2 separate regions of the Homo sapiens genome follow, and region 1 is linked to region 2. A link is a contact called in ENCODE POLR2A ChIA-PET data. All regions are on one chromosome and are shown on one strand. The core of a region is the stretch at or near the end of the contact, and the rest is flanking DNA. Distances in the headings are between cores, read along the strand shown. Region 1 has its middle 62 kb from the start of RREB1. Region 2 overlaps LOC105374903 (a long non-coding RNA gene).

The links. ChIA-PET counts read pairs that join two places held with the same protein, here RNA polymerase II (POLR2A).
Region 1: POLR2A ChIA-PET joins it to region 2 with 11 read pairs in H1. The contact joins two enhancer-like sites. POLR2A ChIA-PET finds 5 or more read pairs at or near these places in 5 of 52 experiments (AG04449, H1, MCF 10A and 2 more).

Annotation. Positions count from the first base shown.
Region 1 is chr6:7,042,722-7,049,892 of GRCh38, forward strand. No RefSeq gene overlaps it. Among named protein-coding and RNA genes, the nearest start is that of RREB1, 62 kb to the right of the region's middle. RefSeq lists an enhancer at 1-633. Within about 2 kb of position 1,435, at least 4 of the 41 ENCODE cell types and tissues checked have a DNase peak (open chromatin) inside an H3K27ac peak, as active enhancers do.
Region 2 is chr6:6,870,859-6,878,460 of GRCh38, forward strand. LOC105374903 (a long non-coding RNA gene) reads right to left here. Exons shown (of 3, transcript XR_926431.3): 2 at 3,132-3,286; 3 at 836-2,343. Among named protein-coding and RNA genes, the nearest start is that of LINC03055, 11 kb to the right of the region's middle. Within about 2 kb of position 5,118, at least 3 of the 41 ENCODE cell types and tissues checked have a DNase peak (open chromatin) inside an H3K27ac peak, as active enhancers do.

The DNA.
Region 1 (7,171 bases), core at 185-2,684, 170 kb after region 2:
GCCTGGAAAACCAATTTGCGCTGATGCCCTGACTCCCTCTCCTTAGAGTGTCCTCCCTGCTCACCATTCTAAGGCAGCGGCTGCACAAATTAGCAGTGCTCTTTGTCCCTAGAGCTCCAGAATCCGATTGTGTTCCAGTGTGTGCCGCAGGCCTCGATGTGTGCTGTGCATTGTAAAACACTGGCACGTGCTTCTGCAAAGAATTTTGTTCTTCTTAACAGCCACCAGAAAGTTTGTTTGGCCATCCATCCCACTGAAGCAAAAAAGGAGAAGAAAGAGAAGAAAAGGCTGTGAACCGCTTATTAGAAGCTTCCAAAGCTGAGTGGAAGTTTAACCAATTTCAAGGAAAGCACACACACACTAAACCCCCCACTGTTTGAGGACTTTCCACGTTTGCATGCACTGGAGCTGGACTCTGGAGCAAAGGGCAGCAGTGATTATTCTAGAGGTTATGTCATAGATGGTGTAACATTATCTTCTGCCCACTGGGATCTTATCAGCCATGTGTGCCTGGTCTATTTTGAGACCCATCTGAGCCTGCTACCTGGGACATGGGTAGTGTTAACAAATCAACATATGGCTGACAAGAGTTTAACCTGCCTCGTCTGGTGAAGAACAGTCAGAGCAAACTGTCTGTCAGCAGCAGCAGCTGAACTTGTGATATGAAATATTGCTTTCTTGCCTAAAAGCAGGACAGAGAAAGAAAAAGAAAAAAGAAGCAAAAGAAATATTGCTTTGTCTTCCAAATAAAATTTAGAGGCTCAGTGTAAACTGCAACTGTGACCCCAATCAACCAAGTAGGTGAAACACACACACACACACACAGAGACACACACACATCTTTTTACTTAGATAGCTTTGTTATTCAGCAAGAAGACAAATTATTAAAAAGTTGCCGGGCACAGTGGCTCACCATGCTGTAATCCCAGCACTTTGGGAGGCTGAGGCGGGTGGATCTCCTGAGGTCAGGAGTTCGAGACGAGCCTGGCCAACATGGCCAAACCCTGTCTCTACTAAAAATATAAAAATTAACTGGGCGTGGTGGCAGGCGCCTGTAGTCCCAGCTACTCTGGAGGCTGAGGCAGGAGAATCGCTTGAACCCGGGAGGCAGAGGTTGCAACGAGATCCCGCCACCGCACTCCAGCCTGGCAACAGAGTGAGACTCCGTTTCAAAATAATAATACTAATAAAATAAAAAAATTAAAAGTTGAGCTCTTTCCACGAGTGAGGGCTGAGAGCTGGCATCCTAGGCAGGCAGGCCAGACCCAGGGTGTGCAATGGCCCTATTTGTTGCCTTGGTCTTACGTACGGAAGACCTCGGCTTCTCTCTTTGCCATTAGCAGGAGTCGAATTCTCAGGGCCTAACCTCACGTTCTATTTTCAGCTATTTCCACAAAGCGTGCAGCCTCTTAGTCTGCCGTCTTCCTGCTGTCCCTCACCCTCCAGGCCAGCAGCAGTGCCGGCCACCTGCCAGTAGCACCTGCTCCCTGCCCTGCTGCCTTGCTGTTTCCTTGGGTCCAGAAAGCCGTCCCTTCCTCCCAACTCTCAAATATAAGTGGCTTCCAGGCAGGCACGGTGGCTCACACCTGTAATCCCAGCACTTTGGGAGGCCAAAGCAGGAGGATCACTTGAGGCCAGGAGTTCAAGACCAGCCTGGGCAACATAACAAGACCCCATCTCTACTTTTTGAATAACTTTTTCTACTTTTTGATAAACTTTTTAAGTGGCTTCCTCTTATTTGTCTACCCAGCGAGTGGTGACGATTTATGTAGTGTAGGGGAGATCTCAGAAGCTGTCAGCCTGAAACACCTGGCCTTTGTCTTCCTGAAGAGAGGGGTTTATTTCTGGCAGACAATCCTACTGGATTTAAAGTTGGGGTGGTTAGAGAGGCTGCTTCTTCATCCATCTTGAAGTGGACATGATGAGGAAAAAATACACTGAGGAAAATGGCCAGTTAAAGACTTCATTATTGGCCGGGCGCAGTGGCTCATGCCTGTAATCCCAGCACTTTGGGAGGCCGAGGTGGGCAGATCACCTGAGCTCAGGAGTTCGAGATCACCCTGGCCAACATGGTGAAACCCCGTCTCTACTAAAAATACAAAAATTAGCCAGGCATGGTGGCAGGCACCTGTAATCCCAGCTACTCGGGAGGCTGAGTCCAGAGAATCACTTGTACCGGGAGGCAGAGGTTGCAGTGAGCCGAGACTGTGCTACTGCACTCCAACCTGGGTGACAGAGCGAGACTCTGTCTCAAGAATTAAAAATAAATAAAGACTTTAGCTGATGGTAATATGGCTCAGGGTCCTACAAAGCTCATAGAAAGTGAGAGGTGCCTTCTCGTCAAAGTACCTAAGAAAGGCTGGGTGGGAAGAGAAACCAAGAAGATTCTCCACTTTTTTAGCCACCATACGTGCCAAATAGTGGAATCTTCCAGGGTGCATGTGTTATTTGTGACTCAATAGCTATTGTGTGCAACAGCCTCTTCATTGACTTCTCCTCAGACAAGTCATAAAAAAAAAAAAAATCTCCCTTTCTTTCAGGAAAGTTAGAAATTCATTTGCCTCCAAAATAATTTTCTCTTCTTTCAGGTAGAGAGACCTAAATAAGTCTTTCAAAGTCTCCCTTTTTTTGATGACTATTTCTAGAAGTAAGAGCCAGAAAGGGCAGAATAATTAGGTTAAGTCACATCTAGCCCTGTGCCATCTGTGCATGGAGTGTGCGGATGATCTCGGTAGCGGTTAAGCCACTTACTAACCTCCTATCCACTGGGAAGTGATGAAGGAAGAAGTGACTAATGATGCTAAGGAGACAGCTGTCCTTATTTGGGCTCAGTTTACAGCAATTCTTGCCTTTGCAAAGATAACCAGGGGTTCAAAGCATGACATCTAAGAGTTGGTGAGGAAGCCCCATCTGTGCTAGTTAGGGCTTTGGAGTCACAGACTTGGGTTCTAATTCTAATTCTGTCACTCACTGGCTGCATGACCTTAAATTACTTAGCCTTGTTAAGCGTAGATTCCTCATCTGTAAAATATGGAAGAAGAAGCTTTGCCTCTTAGGGTTGTTGTGAAGATTAGCATAAAATGCCAGGTGCAGAATAAGGGCTTAGTAAGTGGCAAATTATTATTGGGGAATAAAATAAATGAAGAGGATTTTGTTAATAAACAAGATTCTTCCAACTAATCCCACCTTCAATTATGATTTGGGAGCTCAGTGTATCATCCTTCGCACTGGAACCCTGCTCAGCAATGATGCCATCTGCTTGTTTGCTTGCTGTAATAATCCAAGACTAAAGACCCTTAAAAAAAAAAAAAAAAAAAAAAAGATACCCTGCTGAAGGGAAAATTATACAGGGCAAGTAGAGATATTCAGAGTAAAAATATACTTAGTAATAAAACCTTCTGTGTCACTATGAACACCATTTGTGTTTCTGACAAGTACCACTCAATTTTGTTTTCATGACCATAAAAAATTCCAGCAGAGACGTAGATCTTCAGTATTTCAGGTCTGGTAGTGTGCATGGATTGTAAAACCTTTTCTTGGCTTTGGGCACCAAAGTAGGTTAGGTAATAAAGAAGTTGCAAAGAAGAGATGTTTGGAGTTTCCAGTTTTGATAGCCAAATGATAAAACAAATGTGATGAGAGCATAGAGTTATCCCCAACACCGTTATATCCCATAAAATCAATCAAAAAATTATGTTACATAAAATAAGGATAGAGAGAGAAAGAGAGAGAGAGAAAGAGAATGTCTGCTTTACTAAATTGATTTTCTCTCTCTTCAGAGTTGGTTCTCCTTTTTTGACCCCCACCACATATATAAGACAATAGCTTTACTTTAGTATTCATTAATTTAAAAGATACATAAAAATTAGCTGGGCATGGTGGCATGCACCTGTAATCCAAGCTACTCGGGAAGCTGAGGCAGGAGAATCACTCGAACCCGGGAGGCAGGGGTTGCAGTGAGCCAAGATCACACCACTGCAGTCCAGCCTGGGTAACAGAGGGAGGCTCTGTTTCAAAAAACTAAATACATAAATAAAAGATACATAACATAATAATAATGTAAAAATTTATGAATGTAAAAATGCTTTTAAATGAATTTGTGGTTTATTAATTAATGACAAAGACATACATTTGGACAGAGTGCCTTTATATGTCAGTACTATTATTCCATCTGCAGGAAGTGCTGGGTGCACATAAAGCACTGTTGACCCTTTGCAGTAACTCGGTGTCCCTGAGGGAGTATTTAGCCATCAACTGGGAACCACTGACTTCGAGCAGAAATATGATGTGAAAGCAGGAAGGGATGCTCAACACATCCTTAAAGTGTTTTTCTGTAATTTAAGCAAGGTGAAATAAAAATATTTTTCCCCTAAGCATCTGAGCCTGTGAAGTTAGTCTCATCTTGCAATTAGTTTCATTTCCATGTGCTTAGAAATCCAGCCCATGTTACAGTTTTTCAGCTCCCTACAAAACCAGAAGTTTTGCTAATCAAATATTTATTGAATGATAGTGATCTTGCTTATAACCTCAGTGGTGTCTATCCCTTAAATTAACCACATTCATTGTGTTGTCTTTGTGAGATTTTGATCGTTTCCAGATGCAGATACACCTTATATGAATAGAAAGAGAAAAAAATCCAAAGTCATTCAAAATAGAAGCAGAACCATAGCTACCACATGTGTTTTAAATATATTACCCATACAATTAAGAATACAGTATTATAAACCAGCTCTATAAATCTTGTAATAAAAACAGAAATGCACCAACTCTTCTTAGCCACAAAGAGGCCCTTAATGATACTATAGATTCCATGATGATGTGGCGTTGGGACTAACTTAATATTCCATAGGAAGAATGTCAGCTGGCTGAAATAAATAGAGCGTATCCCTTTCTGTGCATAACTAAAATGAAGGGAAAATATTTTTCTTTCATATAGACAAAAAAGAAGCTCTTTTTATTTTGGAAATTCTTAAAGATACATAAAAGTAGAGATAATAGTATAATGAATTCTCACATGCCTACCACCCAGTTTCAGCACATGGCATCTTATTTCATTTATATTTTTCATTTTCTAACCCGCCAAAAAAAAAAAGCTGCATTATTTTAATACCAGACATCACATCATTTTGGTGCAAATATTTCATGATGTATGTCTAAGACATGAGAACTCTTTGAAAAAAACAGTATGATCACAAATTCACTAATACTCAAACCAGTAACAATAATTCTTTAATAGTCTTTAATAGATAGTATTCAAATTTCCCCAAACATCCCATATTTGTTTACTTTTTAAAATCAATTGTATCTTCAACTTTTAAGGATAGTGGCTGTTTTTAAGGAACTCACATAGCTGAAATCCCCTTACAGTTCCTCTGAGAAATATGTCTTTAAATAAGCGCTTAGTCATGGGACATTTTATCACTGATTCAACAATCACTCTAGGCCTTTATTGAGATGGGCCCAAACACTGCACAGCAGTGGAAACAGGCTCTATTAAGACTTCTTCTCACTGTCTCTTACGGTAGGGCAGTGCCTTAAAGTGCACAGAGCTGGGGGCGGGGGATCCTTGATTCTAATCTTCATGTGGTTGTTATATAACTGTATAACCTTGAGCATATCTCCCTTCTTTGTCTCAGTTTCCAGGCCTGTAAAAAGAGTGGCTTAGCCTATGTAATTTCTAAATTTCTTTCTGGCTTTTAAGATTCAACATGTTTGGTTTTATGTCTATGTCAAAAGCTGTATCGGCATGGTGTTATTTTCAAAAATGAGAGAATGTCTATTGTAAAAGAGAGTGGGTCTTATGAAATCATAAGACTAGTTGAATCCTGACTCTAGGTCCCTTGGGTAAGTCGTTAACCTTTTTAAGCCCTAATGTCACACTGTATTACAATTATTTATTTTACATATCATCTCTCCTATCAAAAGTGAGTTTCTAGAAAGTAGGGTTTTCTCATATTTGTCTTTCTATCATCAAAGTCCAGGGTCCTGTCTGGAGCCTGGTAGGTTCTCAATAAGTGCTTGTTACATAAATGAATGGGAGGGTATGCAATCTGAGGGTAAGAATGGTGGCTCCATCTACCTTACAGGATTACTGTACCGTGAAATGAGCTAATGCACATAAATTCACATTTTATATTTGTATTTTAAACATTCTAAGTAGGATATTTTATTTGCTTATAAAAATCTCTGCTTTACTTCTTACCTTTAGTAAGGGATTAGTGAGGTAGATTTTTCTTTCCTATGCTCAATTTTTTTTTTTTTTTTTTTCCAGAGACAAGGTCTCACTCTGTCACTCAGGCTGGAGCGCAGTGGTGCAATCACAGCTCACTGCAGCTTCAAACTTCTGGGCTTAAGCAATCCTCCCACCTCAGCCTCCTGAGTAGCTGGGACCACAGGCACATGACAACATGCTCAGCTAATTTTTTGTTTTAAGTTTTTTGTAGAGATGGATTTTTTCGTTGTTGCCCCAGGCTGGTCTCATCCTGACCTCAAGAGATCCTCCTGCTTTGGCCTCCCAAAAGGCTGGGGTTACATGTGTGAACCATCACATCTGGCCTTCTATCTCCAATTTCATTTGTCTTTGGAAAATTGTACATGCCTCCTGCTCTTTTTTTTTTTTTTTGAGATGGAGTTTCACTCTTATTGCCCAGGTTGGAGTGCAATGGTGGGATTTTGGCTCACCGCAACCTCCACCTCCCAGGTTCAAACGATTCTCCTGCCTCAGCCCCCCGAGTAGCTGGGATTACAGGCATGCGCCATCACGGCCAGCTAATTTTTTGTATTTTTAGTAGAGATGGGGTTTCTCCACGCTGGTCACGCTGGTCTCCAACTCCTGACCTCAGGTGATCCTCCCGCTTTGGCCTCCCAAAGTGCTGGGATTACAGGCATGAGCCACCGCGCCCAGCCTAGAGTACACTTTCATGTGCTCACCACCCTTTCTTATTTTTCTATAACAATGTTTTGGGGGACTTTTTGTAAGTAATTGGGGAGTGGCTTAGTGCCAGTCTACTTTAAATAAGACATTTTTATTGACTCCTACAAATTAAAATAATGCAGGAGGTAGTGTAACATGGATTAGATATATCAGATGCATGAATTTTCCGACATACTAAATGTTCACTGGAACCAGTTCTCTAAAGATGGTCCTGATTCAGTTTCCACTACAGCCAAA
Region 2 (7,602 bases), core at 3,868-6,367:
ACAATATTGTATCCAACAGATTTATATTCACCTGCAAGTGACAGAAAATCCTAAAAGGTTGTGGCTTCACAGAGAAGTATATTTCTCCCTATGTAAAAGAAGTCTAGAGATAGGTAGTCCAGGACCACTATTGCAGTTCCAAATGATTATCGAGAACTTAGTCTTTTCTGGCTCTTAGTTCTACCATCCCTAGGGGACAGCCCTCATCTTTATGGTTTGAAATAGCTGCCCTCCCATTCAAGTTTGAGTAAGCAGAATGGAGGAAGTTGCAGAAGTACATGCCTTCTCTTTCGTAAGGGGGATACTCAGAAACCTCACCAAATATATTTTTAAATGTATTTTCTTTTTTTAGAGACAAGGTCCCACTACGTTGTTTAGGCTGGAGAGCAGTGGCGTGATCATAGATCATAGCTCACTGCAGCCTCAAACTCCTGGGTTCAAGCGATCCTCCTGCCCTGTCAACCTCCAGAGTATCTGGGACTACAGGCACACCCCACCATGCCCAGCTTTACTAAATGTTTTGTTTAGTCCAAGCATAGTCCAAAATATTATGTTTACATTTATATTATAAAGTTACATGGTTCTATCTAGCTGCGAAGAATCCTGGGAAATGGTTTCGGTTGTGTGCCCAACTGAAAGTCAGCACGTTACTGTATTGAAAGGAGAATGTTGAGGTAGGAACCTAGCTGTTTCTGCCTCAGCTACCATTTATGACTGCTAGGGCTGGGCCTTATACCAAGCTCCTCGTGCACACCACTGAAGCTTTTTGTATCACATTCTCAAAGTGCAGCAGGACCTGAGAAAATTTCAAGTGAATACAAACGAGCACCTTAAAAACATTTTAAGAGTCATGCATTTATTTTAATATGCAAGAAAAAAGAGTACAGCGAACACGTAGTTTCACAGAGATTTTTGCTTGGGACTAGGCTAAGGTAGATCATGCCAGTTTAAGTTGAAAAGTTATTAAATTCCAGAAAAATATGAAGAAATAGTATAAATGACATGAGAAGATGGCAAAAATTCTAAAGGGGACGTCAGCTGCCTGAGATTAGGGAAACACTCAGATTTGGTGTAGTTTCCCTCAGTTTCCAGAGGAAGAAACTGAGGCTCCAGGGGAGTGACACAACTTGCCCCAGCTCACAGGTAGGTTTGATAACATTGTTCTTGAACAATGATTAATATCTAATATTGGCTGGGCATGGTGGCTCATGCTTGTACTCCTAGCACTTTGAGAGGCCTAGGTGGAAGGATCACTTGAGCCGACGTGTTTGAGATCAGCCTGGGCAACATGGCAAAACCCTGTCTCTACAAAAAATATAAAAAATTAGCCAGGCATGGTGGAGTGTGCCTGTAATCCCAGCTACTTGGGAGGCTGAGGTGGGAGGATCACCTGAGCCCAGGAGGTGGAGGCTGCAGTGAGGCGAGAGATCACACCACTGCACTCCAGCCTGGGCAGAGTGAGACCCTGTCTCAAATATATGTAAATATAAATCCCTAATATTACATTTGAGAGTAACTATAATGCACCTTCCAGTACTTTTGGTAAAATCCTTTTTTTATACAGATATAAGGCTTAGATATAATCTCTTTTCTATACATATAAACGTAATATTATAATTTCTATAAATACAGTTAAAGGCCCAATTTAATAATTAATACTTTTGGACAGCTCTATGGGATGTTTCCAGGAAACCCGATGTCTCTACAGATAATACCTAACAATAGCTACCAGCTAACAAGAGACCTTTTGATGTCCTCTAGGGCTGGATTTCACCACACACAATGGTGATATTTAGTAAGCATTTCCTAAAAATTAGAACAAATTCTAGGAAATGGAGGACAAACTGGTGAAACTCAGTACATTAGTAACAGCCAGTGACAAGGGTCTAAGGGGAACAATACAAATTTTAGTGCTGTAAATGAGAGGTTCTCGTGTACCTCTATGCAAATTTGTGCCAAAATATATGTAAATTTATGCCAAAAAAAGTCTCAACCCCTGGGGTAGGGGAATATACATATGTGCATATGTATATTTTCTTTTTTAACCAGACTGTAATTCTGTTGTTTGTCATGGTTTCCTGGTATGTGGCCTCACCAGCATGCCCTTCACAGAGAGCTAATTCAAACATCAGCAAGATCCAGCATCTGAAGCCACCAGTAGGGTCTGAGTGACCAGGAGACCACAGGCTGTTGGAGGTCTCAGAAACTCTGGACAAGGTCCCTGGCAGTGAAGCCTCTAAACTCAGAGATGAGTAACAAAGCAAGGTCGCAGAATCAATCAGCTGTGTCTGTGAGCTTCTTTAAAAGCAGCCTTCTATCTGTCCAGGTTGTTTGTGGGCCATTCTGTTGGGAGGAGACAAAGGGATGAGATAAGCGTTCAAGGTTCCTTGGCCTCCAAGAGTGGCTGAAGCCTCCAGATAGACTTGCCCGTCACTGGGATAGATATGCTACCAGGGTACCCCCTGGCGGGTAGAGGAAGGTGATGTGGTGGGGGTAAGGGTGGGACAGAGAAAGAGGCGAATATTTCTGTTTCCAGTTAACACTTTGTGTCTACTATATCATTATAGAAAAAAAAAATGCAGACTTAAAACAGCCTAAACTAATTACGAGTGGGGAATTTGTAAAATGATATGATGCTGCATGGCCTCTGAATAGTGCCCTGCTGTATTTCTCCATGTGACAAGTTATAAATAAAGCCCAAACCTAACCATCAAACTTGAAGAAAAAGTGGGGAAGAGAAAAGCTGCTGTTCATCTCTAAAACCCACCCCTGTGCACATGCAAAACAGATGAGTTCAGAGAGCCCCAACTCAACATCATCTCTTCATAATGCAAATCTGAAAATGGCTTCCAGATGGAATCCGAGATACATAGCTTATCATTATATCAGGGAGCAGGCCCACTTTTGACCACATCCAAATGAACCACTGATCCACAGCGTCTATGCATGGGCAAGTTTGGCTTTTTCAGTTTGCCTGGAACATTCTTAGACCTGCCACTGTGGTTCCTGGGCTCTCCCCTGGGTTCATTGCTGAGATGACATTGACCAATAATGGGACCAGGCAATGTTTCAGGCAGGCCCATGACAACCCCTAACCTCCTCAGTCCCGTGGCAACATCCCTCCTGCTCACCTTCCTCATTTTATTTTTTCCGGGCTGGCCAAATGGGACATGCAATGACATCAAAACATGACGGGGTCTCCCGAGGGTTAGGCTTCCTCCCTTCCTCTCCAAGCCTGAAACTGCAGTACACTCTGTGTGGTGGTAGCCTCGGCTGGTAAGTAGAGCTGAAAATGTAAGAGGGTGAGTATTGGAAAGCATGTAAGTTAGGATTAGATTTGGCTGCAAGTGACAGAAGGTCCAAAATGACAGTGGCCTAAACAATACAGGCATTTATCGACCTCTCAAATGAAACCACACTGGAGGTAGACAGTCCATGGTTCATAAGGAGGCTTCACAAAGTGTCAGGGACTCTTTCCAAGTTGTTTCTCCAATTTTCTTAGCACAGGGCCTCCAGAGCTTGTCCAAGACAGCTGCTTAAATTCTACTTAATAGCATCGTGTCCATATTCCAGCCACTGATGCGGCAGATTGTTTTTAATAATGGTCCTCCAATGAATCACGCCTCCTTGTTTTAAAGCCCTTTGCAATGTCAATGACACTGTCTATTCTTCCATCAAGATGTGGGGTCTAGTTCCTCACCCTTGAATCCAGTTTGGCCAGTAGAATTTGACAGAAGTGGCGTTGTATAAATTACAGAGCCTAGTCCTTAAGCAATCTTGAAGCTTCCTCTCTCTCCCTCTTGAAACCCTGAGGCTGCCATGTTGTGATAAGGTGCATGTGGCTTTGGGAGAAGGAGACACTTCCCAGAGAAGAACTGAGGAGCCCCCGCTGGCAGACATGTGGATGAGGCCATCTTAGATCCAACAGCAGCTGGGATATCAGGCAAGACTGGCGTGAGAAACCTCCCAGATTTCCCAGCTACAGAATCACAAAAAGTAATAAATTATAGTGCTTTTAGCCACTAATTATAGAAGTGACTTGGTACACAACAACAGATAACTGAAAGCAAGCAACTAGCAGGAGAGGCAAAGAAAAGACAAAAAGCACTGTCTTTTAAGCAGCTCTCCCTTTGGCTGTCATGTAACATGGCTGTTGATATCTTTGGGGCTACAATCCGCTGCGAGGGAAATACAATCTTTCTCCTCGGCAGCCTGGTGCCCAGTTACCACCAAGGGCATGGAGGACTAAGAAAAAGCCGACATTAGGTTACGCAGCTGTCACTTAATGAGAGAGGGGGAGGATTAGGAAACAACAAATATACAGCACTTTCCCATGAATAGCAAAGATGTTAAGTTAGAAAGAGCTGTGGCCGGGCGCGGTGGCTCACGCCTGTAATTCCAGCACTTTGGGAGGCCGAGGCGGGTGGATCACCTGAGGTCAGGAGTTCGAGACCAGACTGGCCAACATGGTGAAACCCTGTCTCTACCAATAATACAAAAATTAGCTGAGTGTGGTGGTGCACTTCTGTAATCCTAGCTACTTGGGAGGCTGAGTCAGGAGAATGGCTTGAACCTGGGAAGCAGAGGTTGCAGTGAGCCAAGATTGCACCACTGCACTCCAGCCTGGCAACACAGCAAGACTCCATCTCAAAAAAAAAAAAAAAAAAGAGAGAGAGAGAGAGAAAGAAAGGAAAGAAAGAAAGAGGTGTAACCATCTTTTCCTTTTTTTTTTTTTAATTTTAAAACTTTTTTTTAAATAGAGACAAGGTCTCGCTATGTTGCCTAGGCTATCTTTGAACTCTTGGCCTCAAGGAATCCTCCCTCCTCAGCCTCACAAAATGCTGGGATTACAGGAATGAGCTACTGTGCCTGGCCTTTATCATTATTATATTATTATGATAGTTTTTTTAAATCTTTTCCCTCTTAAACTTGAATTCTCCCAGCTCATAATAAGAGAAGGTAAATGAGAACACCTCCCAAAAATATGCTACCCTTCTGAGATATAAAAATAACTAAGATTTACCAGCCTGAGGAAGGAAGAGGGGAAGAAAGCTATAACTGACCTGTGGAGGTCAAGGGCGCTGGTGATGGGACCAGCCTCCTCAGTCTACAGTGAAATCACACAGGCACTTAAGTGACTCATAAGGAAGCATCTCTGAACTGTAGTCTGGTAGACTCTGAAATGAGGCAACAAGTGGTATTATTGGAATCCTTCTCTTGCTCGTTAAAACTCTGATGAATTCTCAGCTGTCTTTAAGGGTTTGGATTTCATTCATAGTGCACGAGAGAGTGAACTGGAAGAACTCTAGAGGACTCTTCAAGTCCTTCACTTCCATGAAATAGAAAAGGCCTTTTGCTGTGTGTTTGTGCAGGACTCCCACGTGCCTGGCACACTCCTGGGCCCTCGGGGGAAATAGGAAAGAAGGATATGACAAAGTACCTGCCCTCAAAGAGCTTACAATCTATAGAAAGCAATTTCTATGGCCCCTCAGTACACAAGCCCCAGGGAAGTTTCTGGGAGCTGCTGAACAGTTTTCTCCAATTCTGCTGCATATAGGTGAGTTGTGATCATGGGTGAGGCTCTCCCCTTAATTAAGAAATGCCAGCCAAGGCCAGGAACAGTGGCTCACGCCTGTAATCCCAGCACTCTGGGAGTCCAAGGCAGAAGGATCGCTTGAGGCTGGCCTGGGCAACATAATCAGTCCTCATCTCTATTAAAAGAAAAGTCCCGAGGATATATGTAAATTTTAAGAACTTTTTTTATCTTAAAAAGGGAAAATGAGAAAAAGAAAAAAAAAAGAGAGAAATGCCTTCCCTCTTCATGATTCTTCTTTACTCTTATAATCTTCCAACTCACTGGGCACCCCCTAACTTTGGGTTCTTGAAGACTTTCCGGGAGGCACAGCTTGGCTAGTCTTAAGAGAATCAACTTGCAGATTCTCATCTTCCACGTGCACTCTTTCTTAAGGCGGTTGGACTGAGAAGGTGCCCCAGAGTTCCTTCATGATAGCCTGTCTCCCACTTTAGACAAGAGAGGCCCCCTTTCTGCTCTCCCATGTCTGATTCCAATTCATCATTCCATGATGGGGAAACTCCAGGGCAGCAAACAAAAGGGAAGCCCCCTTTGATGATAACAGCGCCATCAACTCAGAGTGTTCTGGAGATTTCCCTGGCATTATATATTTGCTTGTTTATTTGTTAAAGGAACACCCATTATTAAAATTTGGGTATTTGGGAATAGTCTAAATTCAGTTATATGGTAGAGGGAAGTGAAAAACAGCTTTTCATCCACAAAGTCACCTCTTATTCTTCCTAATTGCGTGTGTGTGTGTGTGTCTGTGTGTGTTTGTGTGATACAGACAGAGACAGAGAGAGAGAAAGGAAGGGAGGAAGAAAGAAAACTTATCACTCACTAGGGTTAGTATTATGATAGCAAATTAAGGGAAACTTTTGTAAGAATTATTGAATGCTAAAAAAGACTCTTTCCTCACTTTTTTAAATATAAAAAATTCTTTGCAGCTCTTCTTAAAACTCATCCTTAGGAGGTGTCATTAGCTGCAAAGAAAAGCACATTCAAATAAAGCCTGATATTTACTAATGCTGGTCATTTTTACCATAACTCAATTTTTTTCACAACTTCTAAAATTTTCAAGATACATTAGCTAAAGCCCCAGATTAAAGATTCATGTGATTTCTTGAAAAAATGCTCATCATCACTGGTTATCAGAGAAATGCAAATCAAAACCACAATGAGATACCATCTCACACCAGTTAGAATGGCGATCATTAAAAAGTCAGGAAACAACAGATGCTGGAGAGGATGTGGAGAAAAAGGAACACTTTTACATTGTTGGTGGGAGTGTAAATTAATTCAACCATTGTGGAAGACAGTGTGGTGATTTCTCAAGGATCTAGAACTAGAAACACCATTTGACCCAGCGATCCCATTAGTGGGTATATACCCAAAGGATTATAAATCATGCTGCTATAAAGACACATGCACACGTATGTTTATTGCAGCACTATTCACAATAGCAAAGACTTGGAACCAACCCAAATGTCCATCAATGATAGATTGGATAAAGAAAATGTGGCACATATACACCACGGAATACTATGCAGCCATAAAAAAGGATGAGTTCATGTCCTTTGCAGGAACATGGATGAAGCTGGAAACCATCATTCTGAGCAAACTATCACAAGGACAGGAAACCAAACACTGCATGTTCTCACTCATAGGTGGGAATTGAACAATGAGAACACTTGGACACAGGGAGGGGAATATCACACACTGGGGCCTGTCGTGGGGTGCGGGGCTGGGGCAGGGATAGCATTAGGAGAAATACCCAATGTAAATGACGAGTTAATGGGTGCAGCAAACCAGCATGGCCCATGTATACCTATGTAACAAACCTGCACGTTGTGCATATGTACCCTAGAGCTTAAAGTATAATAATAAAAAAAAATTCATGTGATTTCTTTCAGATTTGATATGTTGTTGAATAGGATAATTATCAAATTATAACATTAAAACCTAATTCTGAGGTGGGCGGATCATTTGAGGTCAGGAGTTTGAGACCAGCCTAACCAACATGGTGAAAC